Regions from separate parts of the Homo sapiens genome. Here region 1 is linked to region 2. A link is a loop called in an ENCODE intact Hi-C map of the cell type or tissue named here. Cell type or tissue: heart right ventricle. All regions are shown on one strand. Links, peaks and the distances in the headings refer to the core of each region. The heading gives the core; the rest is flanking DNA.

Region 1 (16,604 bases), core at 1,167-9,166, 370 kb before region 2:
TGCAGCCAGTACTCTATATGAACAATCCGTCTGGATCACGGATGTAGGAAGTGGTATGTATAGTAATATCTATTAAATTATCTTACTGGAAATCACATCTTTGCACATGTCCTTGTTTGTATTGTTTAAAATCAGAGTTGCTGAATCTAATTGTAATTTCTTTAACGATTCATGAAATCACATGTTTTTAACAAACTTTATTTTGTACTTCTGTGGAATTAAGAAATTTAACAAGGGCTGGACGCCGTGGCTCACGCCTGTAATCCCAGCACTTTGGGAGGCCGAGGCGGGCGGATCACGAGGTCAGGAGATCGAGACGATCCTGGCCAACACGGTGAAACCCCCGTCTCCACTAAAAATACAAAAAAAAAAAAAAAAAATCAGCCAGGCGTGGTGGCGGGCGCCTTTAGTCGCAGCTACTGGGGAGGCTGAGGCAGGAGAATGGCGTGAACCCGGGAGGCGGAGCTTGCAGTGAGCCGAGATCGCGCCACTGCACTCCAGCCTGGGTGACACAGCGACACTCTGTCTCAAAAAAAAAAAAAAAAAGAAAGAAATTTGACAAGGAGCCTGTTAATATGATCTTTCCTTGAACTTGTCTAGGGTCTTTTCCTCTTTAAAGCATCAGTTGCTCTTCTCAGATTAAATAACTCTAAACTGAAGCCAAATAAAGTGGCAGTCTCTGAAAGCAATGACTGGAATCCTTGACTCTTATTTTCCTTTTCCAGTTTTCTTTCATAAAAGATTGTGAAATCGTAACTGCTTTGTTGCTCAAAGTGCAAAGATTGCAGAAACTGTTGTTAATGTTTTTGAAATTCTACTGACTGAAGCATGTCTGAAATCTTCCTGCCATCAAATATTTTTAGTAGAAAAAGCTGAAAAATGAAGTGAGCACAACTGAATGTGCAGCTATGGAGAAAGTTTTCAGAGAAACAATTCACCTGTGGCTGTAGCTTAAGACAAGGCAATACCTGAGATATCCTGGCATTACCCTAGGAATTCAGGAAGAAATGGGATTATAAAGACATTATTTCTAGTATTCCTTGGCCCAGTTATGTTCTTGAATTGAGAGACATCCTGGTTCTACAGTCCTGGCTGATTCAGATACCATTTTTTAGAGATAATGAGTTCTCAGTTTCTGTAAGTAGTGCCATTATCACAGCTGTTCTCAGAACCCATAAGATTTCTGGGCCTCAGCTGATGGCCCATTTATTTCATGCTGTGTTTTACATAGTATGAATCTGGTTCAACCAAAAAAAGTCTATAGATTATCACTGAGTGAATTGTTAATACTATAATGAGAGTCTATTTTCACTTTTTTCCTGAAGATCCACTGTTAAAGACCATTTCTTTGAGTTCATTTTATTCATGTGATTTTTAAAAATAAGACTTCCTTGATTCCCAGAAATAAAAAGAGCACAGACGATCTCTTCATTTTTTCCATTACAGCTAATTTTCTACCCAGAGATCTGAAGACAGTTTTATATTCCCATTTCCCAAAGGAATAAATTTCCTCTAATGAAAAATATGGCTACAAATTAGCCTTTTTTTTTTGAGAAAATTTTTTATTGGTAGTCTTTTTTGCTAGTTTTTAGAAACTTGGAGGCTTATGTGTTTTTTATTGCTATGAACTTTAGCTCAACTGTCTAAAAGTGTAATAGTAAATAAATTATTTAACATAGAATTGTAATGCAAGCTGATTCACTTTCTTTCTGGTAAGCTCAATGTATCCAGTTTGTCTTTTGAATACCTATCAATTAATTTGGCATATGTACCTTCAAATTGATTTCTGTTCACTGCTTTATGATATTCCCTTATTAGTAGTCTGCTTTATGCTCTTGCTTGTAAGATAATTTTAACTTAAAGAAATTTTAACGTGAGAAAATAAGATACTCATGATTTACAAAGATTATTTTCTTCTTAGCAAAGAAAAGTTGGGTTGAATTTTGAATGTCTCCACAAGGTGAAAATGCAGTTAAAAAAAAAATCTGTACCATAGAGAACGTTTTTGTTGACTTACTGAAATTTAAGGTCTGTATGTGAGTGATTGAAATAACAGTTTCAAATATAAGTTGTTCCCTTTACATTTTCTTCTTGATTTCCTTTCATAAGCAATGCTTATTCAAGGTCATAAGATTAAAAAAGAAAATGGTGCACCAATACTTTGTTAGCATTCTGAGTTTCCTGTATAATGAGTCAATTATGGGGATGTTATTTATTTGAATTTAGAATCCGCTTATTTTGGACTAATGGAGATTTTAATTCGTGATCAAATTTGGCTGTAATTTACGAAGAAGCTATAGTGCTTGTCAATTATATGTAATTTCCTAAGCCTATCACCTATTTGTTATTATTTACTTCTATCAAATTTTTGCTCTTAGCTTACTTGAAAAATCTGAATGTTTGTATAGTGGTTTTATTTGTGAGATGTACATATCTATCTTTATAGGATTCTTTGGTCATACTGTTAAAAAATACAGTTCTTTTGGTGATCTTGTTCAAGTCTTGGGTACTCCAGGCAAAAAAGGCACTAGTTTGAATCCTTTGCAGTTTGATAACCCAGCAGAATTATATGTAGAGGACACAGGAGATATTTACATTGTGGATGGAGATGGAGGATTGAATAACAGATTGATCAAACTGTCCCAAGGTACATTACTTGTTTATGGTATTATAAAAATATTATAAATTGATTTTAATTTGTTCGATATTTGGTATAATGTTTTAAGTGTTGTGTATGAAGCGGTGTGTAAAGAGCTAAGTGTATTACTACGAGAAAACTGAAAAACAGATGGGTATGATTGCCCACAATAAATGATCCTGATAACAGGCCCACTTATTCTTCACCAAAGGCCAGGAGATTCCTCCAAAAGTAACTGGCAACAGTATGAGAATTTCTAGTGGGCTCAGGAGATAAGTGTGTATCCTATTTAATTAAGCATGTAGAAATTAGAAACCTAGAATCCCAGACTCAAGTATCCTACAGGCTGATTAATCAGCAAGCATTTTATTGAGTGCCCTTTCTGTGTCCTCTCTAGTATCAGGAGGTGCAGATCTATTATGTATTGAAACAATGAAATGTAGTCTATGCTATTGATTCTTAAAGCAAAATGGACTTAGGAGGAGAAACTAAATTGCCTGGAGAAATAGAACAAGATATCATGAAGGAAGTAGTTATTGAACTAAACTAGTTTTGGTGGGAGGAGAGGGGAGGATGGATGGAACATTCATGGAGGGTTTATCATGCATGGTCTACAGGCATTTATTAGCAGGAAAGAAGGTGAAGATGCACTTTTTCAGCAGCAGAAAATACAATTTGGGATGTTTCTGAAGTCTTATTTGAGGATTATTAAAGCCATGTTTTTGCCTATAACATTTTTGAGGTTTTCCTAGTAGAAAAGTGATGTTACAACAGCAGGTTTTATAAGACATTCTTTTAGGATCTACTTCAAGTGAGCTCTGTCATTTGGAGGCTGTGTAGTCAATTTATCAATTAGTAACTGAATTTGGTTGATAACAGTTGAAAGGGAAATGTAGAATAAGGATAAAGCAAGAATCCAAAAAATTGAATGAAAGAAACAACGAAATCTAGGAGACAGATTGAATATAAGTGTATTAGTTTCCTGTGGTTGCCATAACAAATTGCCACAAACTGCGTGGCTTTAAACAACATAAATTTATTCTCACAGTTTTGGAATCCAGAAGTTAGAAATCTGGTAGACTGTGCTCACTCTAAAGGTCCTGCCTTGCCGCTTCTAGTTTCTGGTGGCTCAAGCATTCCTTGGCTTGTGGCAGCAAAACTCTGATGTCTGTCTCCATATTCACATGGCGGCCCCTTCTTCTCTGTGTGTTTTTGTGCCTCCAGTCTTTCCCTTCTTTCTCTTAATAAGGATTTAGGGCCCACCCTAAATCCAGGATGATCTCATGAGATCCCTAATTTAATTTTATCTGCAAAAACTATTTCCAAATAGCATCACATTCCCAGGTATCAGGAGTTAGGACTTGGACATCTTTTTAAAGGACCACAGTTGAACCCACCGTAGTGCGTAATAAAGGAGATAGACGGTAAAATCATAATGTGAATTTTTAAGGTCTGTGGAATACTAATATCAAGTAACAGATAAGTTGGGAAGGGGAACCAGTTTTAGGGAGAGGATGGCATAAACCCTAAACAATGATTTTGAAGCAGTCATGAAAAATTCAAGTGGAGATAATAATTAAAGAAGTAGATTAATTCCCTAAAGCAGAGAAGGAACTTTAAAAAAAAAACTGTAAGAAATGGGCAAATGGGCATATAGACAGGAAAGCCGAGAAAGCATAGTCAAGTGAACCAGCGGTGTAATTAAATAGTTCTTTGTAACCTGTTTCATAAAATATGCAAATGCATGAGACATTCTATATGTTGCTCTGACTATATATTTTTACCGTTTATAGATTTCATGATCCTTTGGCTGCATGGAGAAAATGGGACAGGGCCTGCTAAGTTCAACATACCTCACAGTGTTACACTTGATTCAGCTGGTCGGGTACAAATACAGCGTCATTGTGTCTGGGACTTTGTGTCTGAATATGTTTGTGTGTGTGTGTGTGTGTGTGTGTGTGTGTGTGTGTGTCTGGGCATGTATATATAGATTGTGGTATACATGTGTGTCTGGGCATGTGGATACATGTGTGTTAGTGGGTATGTCTGGGTAATTACTCTGGGGCTGGGTGTGCACACATACTTTCTTACAAGTGTTTGAGTCCTATAGTGAGGGGGTTCCCCAAACATTTAGAAAGGAGCAAAATGGATTTCCTGTACCATTTAAAAGGATAGAAGGCACAAATAATGGATCTGAACATAAAGTTACCTGAAAGAAAAAGTTGCCCTCTTACTGGGAAAACTCCACTAAAAGTGTTTGAATATCTTTTCACTTCTCAAGAAAAAAATGTGCTGATCTAAAGTGGAGTGGGAGAGGTTAACCTTGGAAGTCTGAAAAAGAGTCACCTAGGCAAACTCTTGTTCTCACTAACTCCACATTGTTTAGGGAACAGAAAGCTTTAGCCAACAAATTTCAATCAGTTTCTCTCTTTTCTACCCTACTCACTACTATCTCTTTTGCATTTACTCAATTTCTAAGCATAGATCTCACTTCTTTGAGGTTACCTTTTCACAACGAAACCGCCACCAAAAAATTTGTATATTAGTTTCTCCTGCTCTTTTCCTATAGCAGCCTGTACTTCGTATCATAGTAACTATCATGCTATATTATAATCATTTGTCTGTCTCCCCTAATAGATGTCAGGCTGTTGAAAGTGCTTACTGAATCTCTTTTGCTTTATTTCTTTGTGCCTAGTACACAGTAGTCATATTTATTTATTAAATGACTAAATGTCTTGACACACAATGGGTACATTAGGCTACTTGCCTTCATACCATTAGGCATTTAATCCATTTCTACTTCTGATTCAGTGCTCAGCAAACAAACTTCTAATTATGACTTGGCTTCCTAATCATAATTGATTGACAAAAATGAGAATGTTTTGATCATTAAATCTTCTGATCTGCCATAAGACGTTAATCAACCATGTGAACTTTGTATATAAATTGGGAACTGGAAACTTTGAATTAAACTTTTGCACATTATCCTCCTGAGCTTGGGTGACTCATTGTGTGCTAAGAAAAAAAATCAAATTTCAGAACATGCGAGACCTCGACCCAGGTAAATTCATCATGGTGAGGAACGCCCTTCTAAAAGGCCTTGGAAATCATCTGATGGGGGTACTCTGGCATTCCTGAGTGATAAAGAGTGTCAATTATACAAAATTGTGTTTTATAACAATAGCAATTCTGTTCTGAGCATTTTACATAATTAATTCATTTAATCATCACCACAACCCTATATGAAAGGTTAGTCAGTTCCAGACTTGTTGTTATGTGTTAAACAGGAGTTCCCATAATCAAAATTCATTGAGTGTTGAGCAGGACAGATGATGCTAACAATCTAAAGTATCATTCCATCCTAGGGTGTAAACTATACTTCTTCCTTGGTCATTTGTCTGGGATACTAGTCTCAAACTCTTTAAGAAAACCTATCCTTACTAAAGGACCATAGATCAGGAAAAGACCTTGAGAAATTGCTTTACTTTGGCATCAACAACCTTTCTTAAATGGTGTAGTGAGTTTTGATTTGTTTCTGATTGGAGATTAATTCAATGGCTACCAAAATTCACACATATTGATGAAGCTGTAATCAGGGTTACCTGTGAAGAAATTATCTCTCAATCCACAAACCCAAGAAATCCAAAGGACCAAAAGCAGGGAGGTAGAAGTAAAGAGGACTGACCCACTCCCAGTCCATTCTTTCATACCTCTCTACAACCCTGGCCACAAGTCATCAAAAACCATTTCCTGCCGGGTGCGGTGGCTCACGCTTGTAATCCCAGCACTTTGGGAGGCCAAGGTGGGCAGATCACGAGGTCAGGAGATCGAGACCATGGTGAAACCCCATCTCTACTAAAAATACAAAAAAATTAGCCGGGCGTGGTGGCGGGCGCCTGTAGTCTCAGCTACTCGGAGAGGCTGAGGCAGGAGAATGGCGTGTACCCGGGAGGCGGAGCTTGCAGTGAGCCGAGACTGCGCCACTGCACTCCAGCCTGGGTGACAGAGCGAGACTCCATCTCAAAAAATAAAAAAAACCATTTCCCTTTATGCTTTAAGCTGCATGCATGTGGCCATGAAATGTCATTTAGAATGCATCTCACTTCTTGTCTTAGAACAAGTTCCTTAATAACCCATTACAGCCTATAACAAACCTAAATTAAACCTATTACTGTTCTTTATTTGTTGCTAAAATACCTCAGGCTTCTTCAGTTGGTTCAGCACTCTGTACATACCTTGGTAATAGCAGGTATGGGTTTAATGATACTGCAATCTGAATGAATACCTCACATCCTGCTATATTGAGCTCTTGAGAAGTAAGGCTGCTTTTCTTTGTCATGTTGCCTGGCCCAGGAGCTGACAAGCCAGTAGTACTCATTGAAAAATGAATGCTTGTTAGAGGAATGAATGAATGTTGTCAGTTTTCATTATCTACTGATCCCCTGCATTATGGTAGAGTACTCCAGCTTTTTAGTTATTCACACATTTAGAACAGTAGACAGAGTATTATAAGCTTTGGGTTAAGACAGCTTTGGGTTGTGCCTCTCCCATTTGTAAGCTCACTTCAGAGACGGCAACCTTTCTGAACTTTAGTTTTTCCTCATCTGAAAATGGGACTTAACTACCTTCTTTGGAATCCTCTTAAGTGAGATAATGTATGGTGAAACTAATGAAAATAAACATTCTTTTCCCTTTTTTCTTCTCATGGATATTTTTCAATTGACATTTTTGTGTGTTTCTCAGGTGTGGGTTGCTGACCGAGGAAATAAAAGAATCCAAGTATTTGATAAAGACACTGGGGAGTGGTTAGGAGCATGGAATAATTGTTTCACAGAAGAGGGACCTTCTTCAGTCAGGTAATTGTTTCATTTTATTGCAAAATGCTTGTTTTAGTTAGTGTATGTGTCTCACTTCCTCTGAATAGCTAGCTGAAAGTTTAAAATATTTATTGTTAATTTTGAATTAGGGGAAAATAGAAATATACAGAGAAATTTGATATCCAAGATTTTCAGATGCCAGGTAAAGTGAAAACAAGAAATAACATATGCTAGACCTCTCCTCTAGCCTTTATTTGGTAAATGTTTAAACAGGACAAAAATCAAACCCAGCCTAACATCAATTCTTCATTAATTTCATTTTGTGGACTATGATATTGATACTTTTAACAAATTTAAGCTAATCTTTGGCTTTGCTTACCATCATGGACATCTTATTCCTTCATAAACAGAATTAGATCAAATTAAAATTCTTCTTAAAAGAATCATTCAGCAAGTAGGTGCCTACTGTTGTTTGGCACAGTAGGGGATTAAAATGTTGAAAAAAAATACCCTTATGTTTTTTCACAGACATTTATTATGTTAAATGTCTTTCTCCTTAGGTTTACTCCTGATGGGAAGTACTTGATTGTGGCCCAGCTGAATCTTAGCAGGCTCTCAGTCGTAGCAGCACCCCCAGTGGGAAGCATTGGGGAGTGTTCTGTGATCAGCACAATCCAACTAGCAGATCAAGTTTTGCCACATCTCCTAGAAGTCGACAGAAAGACTGGAGCAGTCTATGTAGCAGAAATTGGAGCAAAACAAGTACAAAAATATGTCCCTTTGAATAGCTATGTTCCTTCATTTGGTTCATAATGTTTCTTTCCTGGGAATATTTCAAGTGGCAGTTCAGATTCTCAATTCACTAAGTGCTTAAAAATGATGTTCAAGCACAAGAATTTATTTTTCTAGTATAAAAGATCTAGTATCAGAAAGATTTGTTTTTGTATCATTAAGAATCTTATATTTTGTTGCCCTCTTGGGACTTAGTTTTATTTGTAAGTGCATAAGGATATTTTAATGAAAGGAAAGTAACTAAAAAATGGGGTTGGGAAGAGGGACTAAGGTGGTAACCTCATTATTTGCCCTGGTAGACTGATTCTCCCTGGGTAAAAAAAATGGGAATAAAAATGAGCTTGCATGATAATTTATTAAATTTCATGTGAAGAACTCCAGACCTCCAGATTGTGCAACTAACATAAAATGAGCTGCTTGAGAGATTGTAAATAAGATGAACTATTGATTAATTTGAGTACCCACAGAGTGCTGTGTCTTGACGACTTAAAAATGAAAAAGCAGGATTGCCTTTTGAGTAGCTTGCAGTCTAGTGGGGAGACAAGCAGGCAAACAGTCACAACACAGCAAAAGCGACCTTGGAGCATAGTGGGACTTTTGGAGTAGGAGTGCTGCATTTGACTGAGGGAATCATGGATACTTCGCAGGAGAAGTGAATTTGAGCTCAGACTTGAAAACTGAGGAGGAGCTTACCAAGGGACAAGGAGGAGAAAACAATAATTTCCAAGTAAAGAAGGTATAAAAAGTTAGAAGTGTACTGTAAACTTTGATAGGCTTTTAGGCCTTTTTTAAAGCCCAACTTGGCTTCTGTCCATTACCTATAAGATATTTAATGTCAGTCAGCCTTTAAATGTAGGAATAAAATGGCTGGCATCTAAGCACTTTAGTAAAAGAGGTTTTTACAAATAACTAAGGATTGTAGAGCTTCCTTCTCTTTTTTTTTCTTTTTCTTTCTTTTGTTTTACATGAACTCAACTTATTCCTAACATTTGTCTACCTCAAAGAAATTTCAAGATTATTTAGATAACATGGATATGTGCCAAATCCTTTGAGCTGTTAAGATGATAATTTCCTGCTTTCCTCCTACATCTTCTCCTCCCACTCCCTCCTTTGGTGTGAATATTGGCTTCCCAATTAAGACCTTTTTTTTTTTTTTTCCAGTTTGTTTTAGCTTATTATAGGTTTTGGAGGAACTTTGCCATTTTGTAATCTTTCAAATCATTCTTCACCCTTCCTCACATCAGCTTCCTGCTTTTCCCAGTGTTTTACTGTAAATTGTGTAGCATATGACAAATCTTGAGCTGACTTTCCTCTTCACCTGTTATGGCTGGAGTATTTTCCAGACCTGAAGGGACTCACACTTGTTTTGATACTTGGATCACATCTCCGTGAGGTTAGGAAGGTAAATCTACCAACAGGAAGCCCTGTACTCTGTATTCCAAGGCCATTGGTAAATGTGTTGGTGCCACTGATCGGACTGTATGACCTTAAACAAGTCACCTTAGTTTTCAGTGAAATGGGAATATCATTGTCTCCTCTTTCATGAATGCTGTGAGAATCAGATGTGCAACAGGTACAGACTTGCCCTTTGAAATCTATACCTCTGGATACATTAGAGGCATTTTATTAACAAAGGCCCTTCTAAATGTGCTATTTATTTGACAATAACTATCAGATTTGCCTTAATTTTGTGTTTATAGCATTTATCAAAACGTATCCTCATAGACTTTATGCAGATTAATATGGTCAATTGATTTGGATAAAAGAAAGTAATTTCAGGGTTTGTTTTTAAGCCAGGACAAGAAGTGCAAATGCCTCTTTGAAGCAATTTAGGCTAAACTGATTTTGAAATTTCAAAATGTTTTATTTTACTTTGTTTTATTAAGCCAGGACAAGAAGTGCAAATGCCTCTTTGAAGCAATTCAGGCTAGGTAAACCGATTTTGCCATTTCAAAACGTTTTATTTTACTTTGTTTTATATCAGAGTCTTATAAAACCTGCTGCAAATATTTCTGAATGTCTTTGTAAAAGTGTTTGTTAGTGTACCTGTGATTATAGTACTTCACTTTTTTCCTTTGGATTAATTGGTTAAATGAATGAGAAATGTGTTATGTTTTTTACTAAAAAGTATAAATTAAAATTTTGGAAAGAAAAGGCAATATTATCTGGCTCCCCAATTAAAGTTTGATTTTATTGTCACAAAAGCAGTCTATAACTTTTTATTCCTTTAAAGAATTTCAGCAATTATGAAATCACAAGTTGATGCTGAAAGAATATCCCACTTTTCACACATATAGCGTGTAAGCTGATGTGCATAAATATGACTAGAAGTTGCTTAGAACATTTAAAGAATGTAGCTTGTTTTGAGGTGGTGGGAGGGTACAACTGACAGTAATAACTAGCTAATTGTCTACATTTCTGCATTAAAAGTGGAACATCTTTATACTTCTACTTTTTAGGTCTATTCTTGGAGTGGGGAGGGGAGAAAGTGTTCTAAATTAGAAAACCAAAGGCTATAGATTTAGCTCTATCTTTCCCTACCTGTACCATCAGATTGGGTCTTTCAAGTGGAATATTTATCGATCAGAGAAAACTTGGATGAAATCTGATGGTGAACAGAGATTTACCACGAATTTTTTTTTTTTTTTTTTTTTTTGAGACAGAGTCTCGCTTGGTCGCCCAGGCTGGAGCGCAGGAGTCTCGCTCGCTCGGTCGACCAGGCTGGAGTGCAGTGGCGCCATCTCGGCTCACTGCAAGCCCCGCCTCCCGGGTTCATGCCATTCTCCTGCCTCAGCCTCCCGAGTAGCTGGGACTACAGGCGCCCGTCACCACACCCGGCTAATTTTTTTTTTTTTGTATTTTTAGCGGAAATGGGGTTTCACCGTGTTAGCCAGGATGGTCTTGATCTCCTGACCTCGTGATACGCCCGCCTCCGCCTCCCAAAGTGCTAGGACTTTGTTCTTAGGTCACTTAACAGATTAAAAGACTGCTTCAAGCAATGTAGTGTAAGGCTACGGCAATAAAGTCCTATTTTGTTTTGCCTTTGCTGTTTTTAAGCACTTTTGCATTTGAAAACAGGACAGATTGGATAGTCAGCATTAAAATGGAAACTCAAATTTTTGCTTTTTAGGCTTACCAAAATAAATGAGAGTTTTTAAAAGTCCTAAATTTATTACTTTAATTTGTTGTATTCTCTGCTATATATTTTCAGCAACAATAAAAAATCAAAATAATCATCTTTATTGATTCAGTAAAAAGTTTTGAGACAACAAACATATAAAAGCACTCAGTCAAGTGTCCTCTGCTCTAATAGTTCCCTACCTGGTTGGGAAAACAAGCTACTTAAACCTTGTCTTTTAGTAGTTTTAGGAGATACCATTTTTGGCACTTGTGTTATGTTACATTCTTGATACACAAGAGGTCAGTAGCGTTCTGCTTATAAGCATTTCTTGAAATCAAACATGGGCTAAACTTCATACTTTGGTTGTTTTTTTTTTTAATTGAAGCTACAGTGTTCACCATACTTTCATTGTTTTTCTTTTTTCTGCCACTTGCTTACATCTTAAGGAAATTGCTTTATGGGTGAAACATTTTCCAAGCATTGTTGGAAATTTTTTACTGGTTAATTGGACTTGTCCACAATTAAAAAAAAAGTTTAAACCTTTTCAGTAATTCAGACTAACAGCCAGAAGTGAATTAACTTATTTTAAATGAAGGTGAAACTATAATCTGAATGTGTGAGTTTAGTACAATAGAGAATGAATTTGTATTAGTGGGGAATCATTCTTTTTTCTCCCTAGTAGTTGTTTTTTGTTGTCGTTGTTGCTGTTGTATAAAAAAAAAAAACAATTTCACCTTGTGGTTGCTACTTTACAAATAAGAAAAATAAGTTTTTTATAAAGACTCTTAGGTCATTTCTTCATCAGCTACTCTGGAATCCATGAGTTTATAAATTAATCCTCTAAACGCTAAATGACATGTAGATGCTCCTTTGGTGTATAAGAATTGAATAGAATTTGAGCAATGAAAAATAACACTACTTAAAACTTATTTTTTCCATTGTAAACAATGAAGTAATATGACTTAATTCTGCTTCTATGTAATTCATAAATAAAAAACTCACTGTAACATTAAAACAAGCATGTCCTACATGAGTTACATTTAAATAAATTAATTTTAATTTAAATTAATTTAATAGATTAATTTGCGTGAGTCACAACAAATTGATATTATAAACTTGCTTCTCAATTTTCAGCCGCTTTATCAAAGGAAGAAAATTTTAGTTGCATGGTGCAGATTCTCAGATTTGTTCCTAGTGAGAATTAGTTACTGTAATATGTGTTAGAAATTTTTTTTTACAATACGACATTTATATACAAATTGTCACAATCACCAGTTAAATGTTTTTATAACATTTTTCTTCACAGTGTGTATAAAGAAGTATTTAAATATTTTGATGCTTCCTGTATTGAACTGAAATACTTATTTTTACTTAACTAAAGGGATGAAGGAACTAACTATATGTACGTTTGTTTTTAATCAACATTAATTGAGGTAAATGTATTCAGTTTTGTGTGGAGCGTATGGGGGTTACGTTTGTGCAGTCTGTGTGCATATGTGTAAATATAAATGTGCATCTAAAGGGCATTATGCCCAACTAGGTCAGAAGAACTGGATCAAGACAGTTGAAACAACATGGCTAAACGTTAAGTCCTCATCGGAGGACACCTGGTTTGGCAACAAATTATTTGAAAAAGTTTTGGAAAGTTTGTTGGCCAAAAATATTACAAGCCTTGTTAAGAAAAATGTTGCAATCTTAGACAACATTGAAGTGTAGATTTAATGGCAGTTTAATCGACAAGATAGTCTATATATCTAGTAAATAGCTCCGTGGTGTTGTTTCCTTTGGCTACTACATTTTAAGGGGGCATCCTATAAACTGTTTAACCCAAAAGCAGTGTGATGGTTAATATTGAGTGTCAGCTTGGTTGGATTGAAGGATGCAAAGTATTGTTCCTGGGTGTGTCTGTGAGAGGGTTGCCGAAGGAGATTAACATTTGAATCAATGGACTGTGAGAGGCAGCCCCACCCTCAATCTGAGTGGGCACCATCTAATCAGCTGCCAGCGTGGCTAGAATAAAAGCAAGCAGAGGAACGTGGAAGGATGAGACTGGCTGAGTCTTCTGGTCTTCATCTTTCTCCCATGCTGGATGCTTCCTGCCCTTGAACATTGGACTGCAAGTTCTTTAGCTTTTGGACGTTTGGACTTACACCAGTGGTTTGCCAGGGGCTCTCAGACCTTCTGCCACAGACTGAAGGCTGCACTTTCAGCTTCCCTACTTTTGAGGTTTTGGAACTCGGACTGGCTTTCTTGCTCCGCAGCTTGCAGGTGGCCTGTTATGGGACTTTACCTTGTGGATCATGTGAGTCAGTACTCCTTAAACTCCCTTTCATATATCCATCTATCCTATTCATCCTGTCTCTGTAGACAACCCTGACTAATACAAGCAGGTAACCAAAATAACAGTGTTTGGAAATAATTCTGAAGTCTCAGAGGGTGATCATGTAGTAGAGTGAATAGAATTCTGCACTTTCCTCCAGAACTAAGACAATGAGTACAAATAATAGAGTGGTCCATTGGATCAGCCCAATAAAAGAACCCTCCTCTAGCAGTGGAATGGGCTGTAGCAGTGGATGTGGTAAAGCTTGGTGTTTCACAGCTTGGAATCCAGAGTTAGGTTGACCTACGTTCTAATCCACGCCCTGCAACTAATTTGTATTGTTTTGAGCTATGCCTCATTTTTTTGCTCATTTGTGAAATGGGAATACTAGTATTTTCCTTATGGAATTATTGTGAATACAAATAAGATCATGCATGTAAAGCATTAAGCCCTGTCTCTGACATGCAATAAGCACTCAACAAACCTTAAGAGATTCACGTGTGGTGTTTCAATCAGACAATGGCAGTCATGCTACCACCTTTGGGCAGGGTTTGGGAGAATGGTGAGACCACATGAACTTCCCTATTATATAATTCTGTGTTTAGTCACAGTATTGAAAATTAAAGGTAAGGCTGTAATATACTAAAGCATCTATCATTTAGAAATGCCATTTTAAAAAACATGGCTATTTTTAGTTGGCATTAATGCTGTTTATCCAACAAGTAATTTATGATCAAGGTAAAGACTCCCACCTTCTGCAATTTATATTCTAGTTGGAGAGACAGAGGAAATTGAGAGGAAAAATGGGATTTTGGTTAACATTTATGGTATACATTAACACTTAGTTGGTTAAGCAAATACCCATTTTCAGTGTTCTTCTGCCTTTCCTTCCACTACTGTAACGACTGGAAGAGCTGGGTGCTCACTTCCTCAGCCTGCTAGCAACTAGAGGTAGCTCTGTGACGTGGCTCTGACCATAATTGGAAGTCTACTGGTAGACTTCTAGAAAAGCATTTGCTTTTTTGATTTTAAAAAATAGCAGCATCACTCCTTTATCCATTTCTTCCCTGCCTTGAACTTGGAAGTGATGCCTGAAGTTGCAGTAGCCGTCTCAGAACCATGAAGCCACAAAGCAGCAATCTTAAGGCAGAAAGATAGGAGCCTGGGTTTTTAGCATGTTAGGGAACCACTACATTGTCCTTGTATTTCCTTTCTCCAGACTTCTTTTTATGGGAGATAATTAAATGTGACTAAAGCCACTGTTAGTTGAATGTTTTCTTGCAGGTGAAAGCATTCCTAAGAAATGTAATACTGAGTTAAACTGCATTAATTTGAGAAAGATGGATATTTTTATTGTTTTAAGATTCTGTATCCAGGAATATGTCATTCCAATGTCTTATGTCCTTTAAGATTTTACAAGTTTTTTTAAAAAAATAGATGCTGTGCCTTTTTCTCGTGACAAATTTAGATTCCTGTATCAAATTTATTCCATGCATTTATTACCGATACTAGAGTAGGATTTTTCCCCATTTCTATTTAGTTATTGGAGGTATAGAGAAAAGGAATCAATTTGTTTTATATATAATATATTAACCTTAATTAATTTAATTTAATAATTTAATGAGTTAATTTAACAATTAACCTTAATTATTTTAATTAGCTATTATGGACATTTGGATTTTGTGGGTGGAGCACTGAAAAAAACTATACATCTTTCAATATTTGTATTGCTTGTTTGATTTTCAAAATTTTATTACATTAGCTACACTATTTAAAACAATGTTGAATGATAGGGGGATATCCTTATCTTATTTCTGATTTTAATGGAAATGTTTGCACTACACCAATTATTAATAATACGATATTTGCTATTAAGTTTTGGTAATTTTCATATTTCAGTTCTTTGTCTCTTAGAGTTTTATTAAGAATACTTAATTTTATTAACTGGCTTTTGACATTGATGTAGACAATATGTTGATGTAATGAATGTTACAGATTATTTTTCTTATGTTATTGGAAAACATTTTAATCATGATGTCTTGCTTGGAACTTCTATTCTTGAAACACAAAGGGCAGTAGAGTTCTATTTATACAATTTACTAATTATGTTTCTTCCATCTCCAAAAGGAAATTGAGTTTCCTTACAATAAAAGAATACATTAAAATAGAAAAAGTAATGTCAAACAAACATTTTATAGAAAGTACATTTATTGGAAACCTGGATTAGTAATAGTTACAGCAATAAAATATTAAGTTAATTTGGAGTTTTCTTGTAGCTGTGGCAAAGAAGGAAATATAAATAATTCTCATTTAATGAAATCTTATCCATTCTTTGGAAAAAACAAGCTCTTGTTTTTTCTTTTCTTTTTTTTTTTGGCTCAACTTGAAAAGTTTCCATAGTCTTCCACAAATTATAGATATCAGAAGAAACTTTGGTTATCAACAATAGCAATAAAAGTGATTTTTAATGGACTATATTATTAAATAGATTAGTGCAATTATGTATCAAAATCATGCCTTTTATTTTACTTGTTTATATATATTTTCAACTTTTAGATTCTGGGGGGCTACATATACAGATTTGTTACAAAGGTATATTGCATGATGCTAATGTTTGGAGTATAATTGAACCTGTCATCCAGGATGTAAGGGTAATACCTAATATGTACTTTTTCAGCCCTCTCCCTCTCCCAACCCCCTCCCTCTTATATTCTTCAGTGTCTGTTGTTCCCATCTTTATGTCTGTGTGTACCCATTGTTTAGCTCCGACTTGTGAGAACATGTGGTATTTGGTTTTCTCTTTCTGTATTCTCTCACTTAGGATACTGGCCTCAAGCTGCATCCATATTGCTGCAAACAGCATGACTTCACTCTTTTTTATGGCTGCATAGTATTCCTTGGTGTATGTGTACCATG
Region 2 (8,000 bases), core at 1-8,000:
CTGATTGCTATGACATATCTGTGTGGGAATGTTATGAGTATGCTTCTGTATTTGCAATGGAATTGTCGGGAAGTAGAACTATAGCCCTTGCCTACCTCTAAATAATGACAAGCACTGCCAGCTATTTACAAAATTCAATTTCTCCTTCTGAGGCACATACTTAAACTGTATTTCCCAGTGTCTCTTCAGTGGGATGTGGCCATTAAGTGAAATCTAGCTAAGGAATATGGGAGTAAGTGATGTGTGCTGTTTCTCATCATGGCTTTTAAGAAGTAGATGGATACAGCTTCCCATACTCTCTTTCACTTCTGTGGGACATAAGTATTAGAAGAGACTTAGGGGATGGTATACCTATCAATAGAACCTGGATTCTTGAATCATCATATGGAAGCTGACTGGTAATATCTACTTGGGCTGTAATGTGAGCTAGAAATAAACTTTTACCGTGTTTCAACCGTTATACATTTTTAGGTCTATTTATTACCATGGTCCCACCTACCTAACTGAATCAGGAGACTATCGATACTTACAAGAAATAATCTAGTAATTGTTTATGACCAGACTGATTTAGAACACTTTGAAAATATTCAACTATAAATGATCAGTGCACTTTATTTGAAGAACATTTGAGAAAAAAATTGTATTGGGGAATTAGCAGACAGAAATTTTACCAAGCAATTTTAGATTTTTACATATGACTTTTGACTGACCACTACTTCTAAGTCTTTCTAATTTTTTTCTTTTCTTTTTCTCATTCAGGAATCACAGCAGGAATCTTAATTATACTACCATGCCTAAAAATAGCAGCTAGCAATTCTTGAGAACTAACTATGTTTTGGGAACTGTCCTCAGAGCTTTCTGGCGATTGATTAATTTCACAACATTAAGAGGCAGATGCCACAATTGTTCCCATTTTATAAAGAAGAAACTGAAGTACAGAGAGACTACTTCCCCAAATTTATACAAATTGTAGGCCAGGTGCAGTGGCTCACGCCTGTAATCCCAGCACTTTGGGAGGCCAAGGCGGGTGGATCACGAGGTCAGGAATTCAAGACCAGCCTGGCCAAGATTGTGAAACCCTGTCCCTACTAAAAATTAAAAAATTAGCCAGGTGTGGTGGCGGGCTCCTGTAATCCCAGCTACTCGGGAGGCTGAGGCAGAGAACTGCTCGAACCCGGGAGGCGGAGGTTGCAGTGAGCCGAGATTGCACCATTGCACTCCAGCCTGGTCAACAGAGCAATACTCCCGTCTCAAAAAAAAAAAAAGAAAAAAATTGTAAATGGCAGCAAGGGAACCTGAACCCATGTCTAGCACCAGTAGGCACTCTCTTAACATCTTCACTATATTACACCTGCCTTCTGCAGATATCACAGTAGATTCAAAGATGAACGAGCCCTAACTCTACCCCAAGGAGTTTATAAAATTAGACATAATACAAAGTAGTACAATATATGCATCGCTAAGTGAAATACAACATATTGTGGACTTTCAAAAGAGGGAGAGATGATATCTAATCAAAGAAATCTGGAATATTTAACGAAGGAAAAATAGCATTTGTTATTCATTTTAATCCAATTTAACATACTTGTATTATGCAATATTTTATGCCAATTCTTCAGAGCCTGTGGTCAAATAATAACTATGAAATGTATCCACATTGATATGTACTCAGGAAAATATCCTAATCTTTAAAGTAGGAAAATAAGATTAAAATATTCGTAAATTATGTTCTTATTTAAATGTCAAACCCGAAACTACTCAGGATTTTTTTTTTTTTTTTTTAGGAATTGGGGGTAGGGGGGGTGGGTCTCACTATGTTGCCCAGGCTGGCCTCAACCTCTCTGCTCAAGAGATCCTCCTGCCTCAACCTCCTGTGTATCTGGGACTACAGGCGTGTGTCATCACAACCGACTAGTTTTTTTTTTTTTTTTCTTTAAGTAAGTTTTAAATGAATTTTTCTGTTGTGTTGCTGTCTTTAATAAGTGAACATATGTTTGCATTTGCACAAGTGTATTAAACTCTAACATGCATATTGACAAGTGTACATATAAGGTCAGAGCTCAAGGAATTTTCATAAGCTGAAGACACCATGTAAACTTTACAAACATTAAAAAGAATCAACCAGCACCCCAGTAGCCTTCCTTCTATTCCTTTTTAATCACCACCCCTTCCCAAGGGTTATCCTACCTCCTGACAAAATAGATTGGTTTTGCCTCTCTTTGTACTTAAATAAATGGAATCATAAATTATGGACTCTTTTGCTATGGCTTCTTTGACTCAAATTTATGTTTACGAGACTCATCCATAGTGATGAGTATAATTAGAATTGGTTTATTTTCATTGCTGCATAGCATTTCATTATGTGAATATACCACAATTTATCCACTCTACTGTTCATAGGCATTTGGACAATTTCCAGTGTTTGATTGCTCAAAAAAATAATTCTGGGAACATTCTCATATGCCGTTTCATTCACATATCTATACATTTTTGTATGGACTATATGGAGGGGTGAAATTGCCAGATCACAGGGTATAAAAGCATTTAGAAAGATATTACCTATTTGGAAATCAAGCTCAATAAATAATGTTATGAGTTAGTAGTAGCACAAACCAAATGAGAAATGCTTAATAAAATAAGCATTAGCTGTGAGAATATGTGTCAACATTCACACAACATCTTCCTAATTCCATCTTCCATCTTCCTCTTTCCAGTATCAGATTTTAGCCACAGTTCATTAGAAGCTTATCTTGTCATTTTTCAGGAAATTTATTTTATAATACCACATTATGCTTCAGGGCATGTGTTTCAGGACAACTGAGGGAGTCTTCATGGTGGATTTGGGCTGGAGTTGAGGTAGAGCAAGGGCCCCTGCATTTGGTGTTATCAGTCTTCTGGGACTTTCTTGGGGTACTGTTTTCACTTCTTCTTCTTATTTCTAGTTTAGTAAATTTCACATATAATGCTTCAAGCTGCTGTGGGCTTATTTTTTTTGCCATTTGTGTTAAAACATGCTATGAAATTCTTGCTTACAAAACTTGGATAGAAGGCATGATAACACCAATTATTTGTCTTATCTCTGCCCAACCACCTAAATGATATAATTACTGGCAACTGAGGTTTTTTCCTATGCCTGTTGGCATTTAGACCCCTAAGAGTATTATACAGGCTAGGGTAAATTAACCTGAGAGAAAATAGCATGGTAACTTATTTCAAAACACAAATCATTTTTACTAGAACCAGGCCAAATCAATGTCTTTGAGAAGCTACAGGGTCTTGAGTCAAATTACTGGGGGTGGACATGGTACTTTTTCCTAAACACACAATGAAAAGGATCACTCTGATTATAAAGTCTGAGTTTCCCTTTCTAACCCGTCTGTGGCACATGACCAGTTTATTTGGTGGAAAACACATTCCTCAGACCCCAGGACAGGCCAACTTGTCCTAGTTTAACTTGTGCTGTGCTTTTTTGTAATAGCAACCTAAGACGGAAACATCTGGAAAAATACCATGACTGAGCTGGTGGGATCAAAGACCAAAGTGAAATGCTCTATTGTTAATTTCCAGGAACTGACACAGAACGCAGAGTGAAATAACTCAGCTGGGCATGAATCCCGTTGGATTTCTGAAAAGCTTGCATACTACTATATTGCCTCAGCCGATAACTGAAGGAAAAGTAGTTCAGCAAAGTTGAGGAAAAACAAATTTTTGTGCATGTGTATGCACATGCATGTGTATGCATACGCACATGTGGAAGAACTCAGGTCTGTGTTCAACATGTTAATAGTGTATTCCTCTGCTGGCAAAGACAGCTTGCCATAAAAATACTGAAAAAAAAAAAAACAAAAAACAAAAGCAAGCTGAAGAAACACTTAAGTCCTTCATGAATTGAAATTAAGAACTGTGCTTGCAAAGAAGCATCCCGGTGCCCCACCAGACTGAACTCCAGGGGGCAGTGGCTTTCTGGCATATCTTTGCTCCCCTTGGCAGCTGGGGCAGTGTCTGGCTCATAGTTTTGCAGTAACCGAAGGTGTACTGGATGAAGGATTAATAAATGCATAAATGAATGGGAGAATAAATACAACAAGCAGCAAAGCTTCATAGTCTCAGTGCTGAATTCAAAGTGAGAAGTCTAAACCTTGACACTTTTCAAGCCTTTCTCATTTGCAGCCAGTTTGCCTCCTTGAACTTTGTTCAATACATTACGAAGAAAGAAAGAAAACAATACTTACCTACCTTGAGTAGACATTTGATGCTTAGATATTTGCAGAATCAGGACTAGAAAGGTCCTTCAGACATCACCCCTAGATTCTCTGTCCATAGCAAGTGTATAATGACAGAATGGATGTGAAATGAAGAAATGTCCAAGAAATGAGATTATGCAGTCTCCTTGGGTAACGACTGAAGTTAGAGTACTGAGCAAATGTAAATTGCAACAGAAATGGTAAAGAAAATTAATATGAACTGACGTCTTTGATGAGAGTAAGAGTAGTAAGACTATGTGGGGAAAAATAATCTGAACAATTTGAATCAGGTTCTATTGACTCAATGATCAAGCCCTAGAATATAAACCCAAGGAGGGCTGATATGTTTATCTGTTTTGTTCATTAATGTATCCCAAGGGTTGAGAACAATGCCAGACATATTACAGATGCTTAGCACATGTTTGTTGAATGAATGAACCTTAATATGTTAAAAAAAAAAAAGAGGAGGCATGAAACTCCATTATATTAGGCCAATTCATTCTCCAGTTCATTTACTCTATGTTTTCCCCAACTGTGGTGCCACACAATGATACTTTTGATCATACAGTTTAAAGGACAAAAAGGTAGAGAATAAAATGCCTTTTCCCTTCCCCTACCTTGAGCTCCTTTTCCATACAACCTCTGAATATTTGGGCAATAAAGTCAAAAGTCTGCAGCTGGAGAACAGTGGTATCAGTTTCATGTACTTAATGTGTGAATGCAGTATGTAATTGCAAGAGAAAAGAGAAAGTGCTAGCTTTCTCTCTTTTACAGTTTGTGTGAACATAAATCAAATACAGGAAAGTTATAAAGTCATTGTGCAGTTTTTTAAACATTTATAATTCTGATGTCAGAGGTGGTAGAAAAAATTTGTAAATGGCATGCAAATCAAATTTTCCTCCTAAAGTTGTTAAAACCTGAGTTCTGCTAGTCCCAGCACCTATTTTTATCTTCTTGTCTACCATAGGCATATGAACATTTGTCACAGGTACTTGAATAATGAATACATCTTGTACAATCACATAAGGGTTTTCTTCTTAAACATGAACATGTTTTTGTTTTAAAATGTCATCTGCAGATTTCTTCTAGCCTGCCGATACATTTAGGTTATTCCAAGTTTAGAAGAGCCCGAAGGTGTAGGGAGACTCCTCTTAACTCCAGGAAGAAACAAAGGTGGGATAGGCCAAGTTGCTTTTATTACACTTCTTACCAGTGTCCAGTGTCTTTTCTCTTCTTTGGAATCATCCTGCCTTATTCATATCCCTCTTGAAACAGGACAGGACTGGACTCTACCAAAAAGACTAACTACCCAAGCTTTTTCCCAAAGGCACTGTTGGTTAACAGACATGTTGCAGAAGAATCTGTGTGAAGCCCTCAACTGCTCTGACTTGGGTGCCCCCAGAGGCTAAATTAGGTCACACCAGCTGCATAATATTAAATGGGGCAGGGGCGGCCGGAGCAACGCTGTGAGAAGCTGACATTCCTCAAAGCATGAATTGGAAGCCAAAGTGGTAGTTTTTGTTTTGCCTTTTGAAAATACATCTTTCTATTTCCCTCTGTCATTTAACTAACAGCTCCTCTAACTTTCCACCCGCTCAAAAGGCAAAAGAGACGGAGGGAAGGAGTCACATCAAGGACCAATTTTCCTTAAGCAAAATTCTTCCTTGTTAGCCATTCTGCAAAAATTCATTAGCTGAATTAACCATTCTCCACGGACCTCATCTTTATTCCTCTCTTCTTTCCCCTCCCCGCTTCTTTTTAACCTTTCAGCACAGAATTAAGTCTTTGTGATATTCAGCACATCAATGAACTCACCCAGCCAGGCGGAGCTCCTGGGCCGGGGCAGGGGCGACTTTGTGGGCTGCATTCCAATTGACTGGGGTGGTGACAAGGAGACCCAGCCCCAGCCATCAAATGGGCCCTGTGTCTGAGTATGATTCATAACACAAACATGTTTAGAAAGCGAAAGAAAGGAAGAAAGGAGCATGGGATTTGAAGTCATTGAGTCAGTATTGTTGCAAGATTTAGAGCATTATGTGGGGAGAGAAAGAGTGTTAGTCTTGTGTCCTAGCACCCAATCCACAGACAGATCTGCATCAAAACAAGGCATTTCACATCTTCTAAGATAAGCCCAAATTAAAACAAAACCAAACAAACCCCACATCTACTCTTCCCACTCCACCATCCCACTCCCACCCTGTCCTGGTAAAATAAATGAATGCATGAAATAAACAAGTAAGTCCTGGTCAATCTTACTTACATATTTTATCTTATGAATACTGTAGTATGCCAAATTAGCTGCTAATTCTTTACATGGGATTTGAAAAAAATGCTGCAGGGATTTTTAAATATTCAATGAACTTAAAGAACAAATGGAATATAATAGATTCAAAATGAAATGATTGCCTAGAAGTATGCTCTGATTCCTAAAATAAGATTTTTTTTTAAAGGGTAAAGTTTTTTTGGTCTTTTTTTTTTTTTTTTTTTCCAGAATGCCATATAACTAAAATCTGAGTAAAAGGAATTGGCCATGTCTAACTTTTCTCTTACTCCCTTATTTTTAACAGACTTATGTACATTTTATCCAGAAATCTCCTAACAATGCAAGTAGCGTCTGGGGGAAGTAAAAGCTGCATATTAAAAGTAGGGTGGAAGAGAATGTCAGCTTGAATGTGTGCAGCCCCTAAAGATTATCATCCACTTTAAATGATAAAGATCGGCAAGGCCCCTCATTAAAGCAGAATTCCTTGAAGCTCCCAATAGCGGTTGTGCATTTTCTTCATTTATAAAATACAATATCTGATTCAGTCACAGAAACCTCACAATATTGTCTTATCTTTGACAAAATTAAACAGCTTTGCCTTTCCTATCTTCTACTCTAGTAATCTTTGGCATTAACATGAAATTTCTGCTGTGACCAAACAGCCTTGCCGACTTTACAGCATGTAAAGAATCCCATTCATCCTGAGCTGCCTGGGAGATAAAGGTGGGAAATGGGTGTAATGTTTAGTGATACACAAATATTGCTGCCCAATGATCAGAATACAGATTCCACAGATTCACCTTCCTTAAACGTTTCAGTAATGTTTTCCTTATTTTATTTTATAATATTTATTTTTTAAGAAATGGTTAGGGCATGGATTTAGCTTCCCAATTAGTAAGTAGGTGAATCAGTCTACATTTCAAATGTGGGCTGTACCAGTCCATCTACTTAGCTTCTGGAGACAGCTTCAACAAAACCCAGAACAGGCTGCACTCCCTTTTGTCCTGACCCCAATCTTGCTTATGAAAGAGAACACTTTTAGATGTGAAAAAAATGGCAAATAATGAGTTGTTTCTCTACTCTGGACTTCTTGTGAAATACAACTACAATTCCTTCATCTCTCCCTAGTCCCTAAGTTTAAGCTGATGTCACTAATGTGATCACAGTGCTCTAAAGTTACAGTGTTTTACCTATCATTGAACAAAGAAAAAGAGAAACATTTCCAGCCAGCTTTGGATGAAATGGTTTCAAAACATATTTGGTATTCCCATCCTCTTCTCTGGATAAGTAAGGAAACAAAAAGTGAAAAGCTTTATAACCAATAAATGTCTCATTCATTATATGTGAAATAAGAGTTGAATTAGTCTTCTGAAATGAATCAAAATGTTTTAGCTTTTACTAAAGTTGTAATATTCCTAATTGAGCAAAGTAGTTTAAGTTCATGATTCTTTCTAAATCTTATTTTTTTAAAGGTTTTAATCATTTCAGAAATG

What was found. Hi-C counts contacts between places; a loop is a spot of excess contacts. Peaks named below come from ENCODE experiments on the same cell type or tissue, not always from the same donor. Only the 100,000 strongest peaks of a DNase experiment are listed, where the experiment ranks them.
Region 1: it touches region 2 in a loop (4-fold over the local background); 9 of 110 quality-filtered maps call a loop at or near these places.

What each region holds. Positions count from the first base shown.
Region 1 is chr13:39,039,659-39,056,262 of GRCh38, forward strand. It overlaps NHLRC3 (NHL repeat containing 3), which reads left to right. Exons shown (of 7, transcript NM_001012754.4): 3 at 1-53; 4 at 2,447-2,647; 5 at 4,432-4,523; 6 at 7,382-7,494; 7 at 8,016-10,451. The coding sequence ends at 8,268. LOC105370169 (a long non-coding RNA gene) reads left to right here and starts at 13,414. Exons shown (of 5, transcript NR_187783.1): 1 at 13,414-13,670. In heart right ventricle, for the core only: no CTCF peak of the experiment used is centred there; no DNase peak of the experiment used is centred there.
Region 2 is chr13:39,411,671-39,419,670 of GRCh38, forward strand. The region is part of intron 2 of LHFPL6 (LHFPL tetraspan subfamily member 6); the gene reads right to left. Among named protein-coding and RNA genes, the nearest start is that of LHFPL6, 190 kb to the right of the region's middle. RefSeq lists an enhancer at 5,373-6,315. In heart right ventricle, for the core only: CTCF peaks have their summits at 3,935 (motif pointing right) and 5,635; DNase peaks (open chromatin) are centred at 3,561, 3,951, 5,669 and 6,100; H3K4me3 peaks cover 2,021 bases; H3K27ac peaks cover 7,764 bases.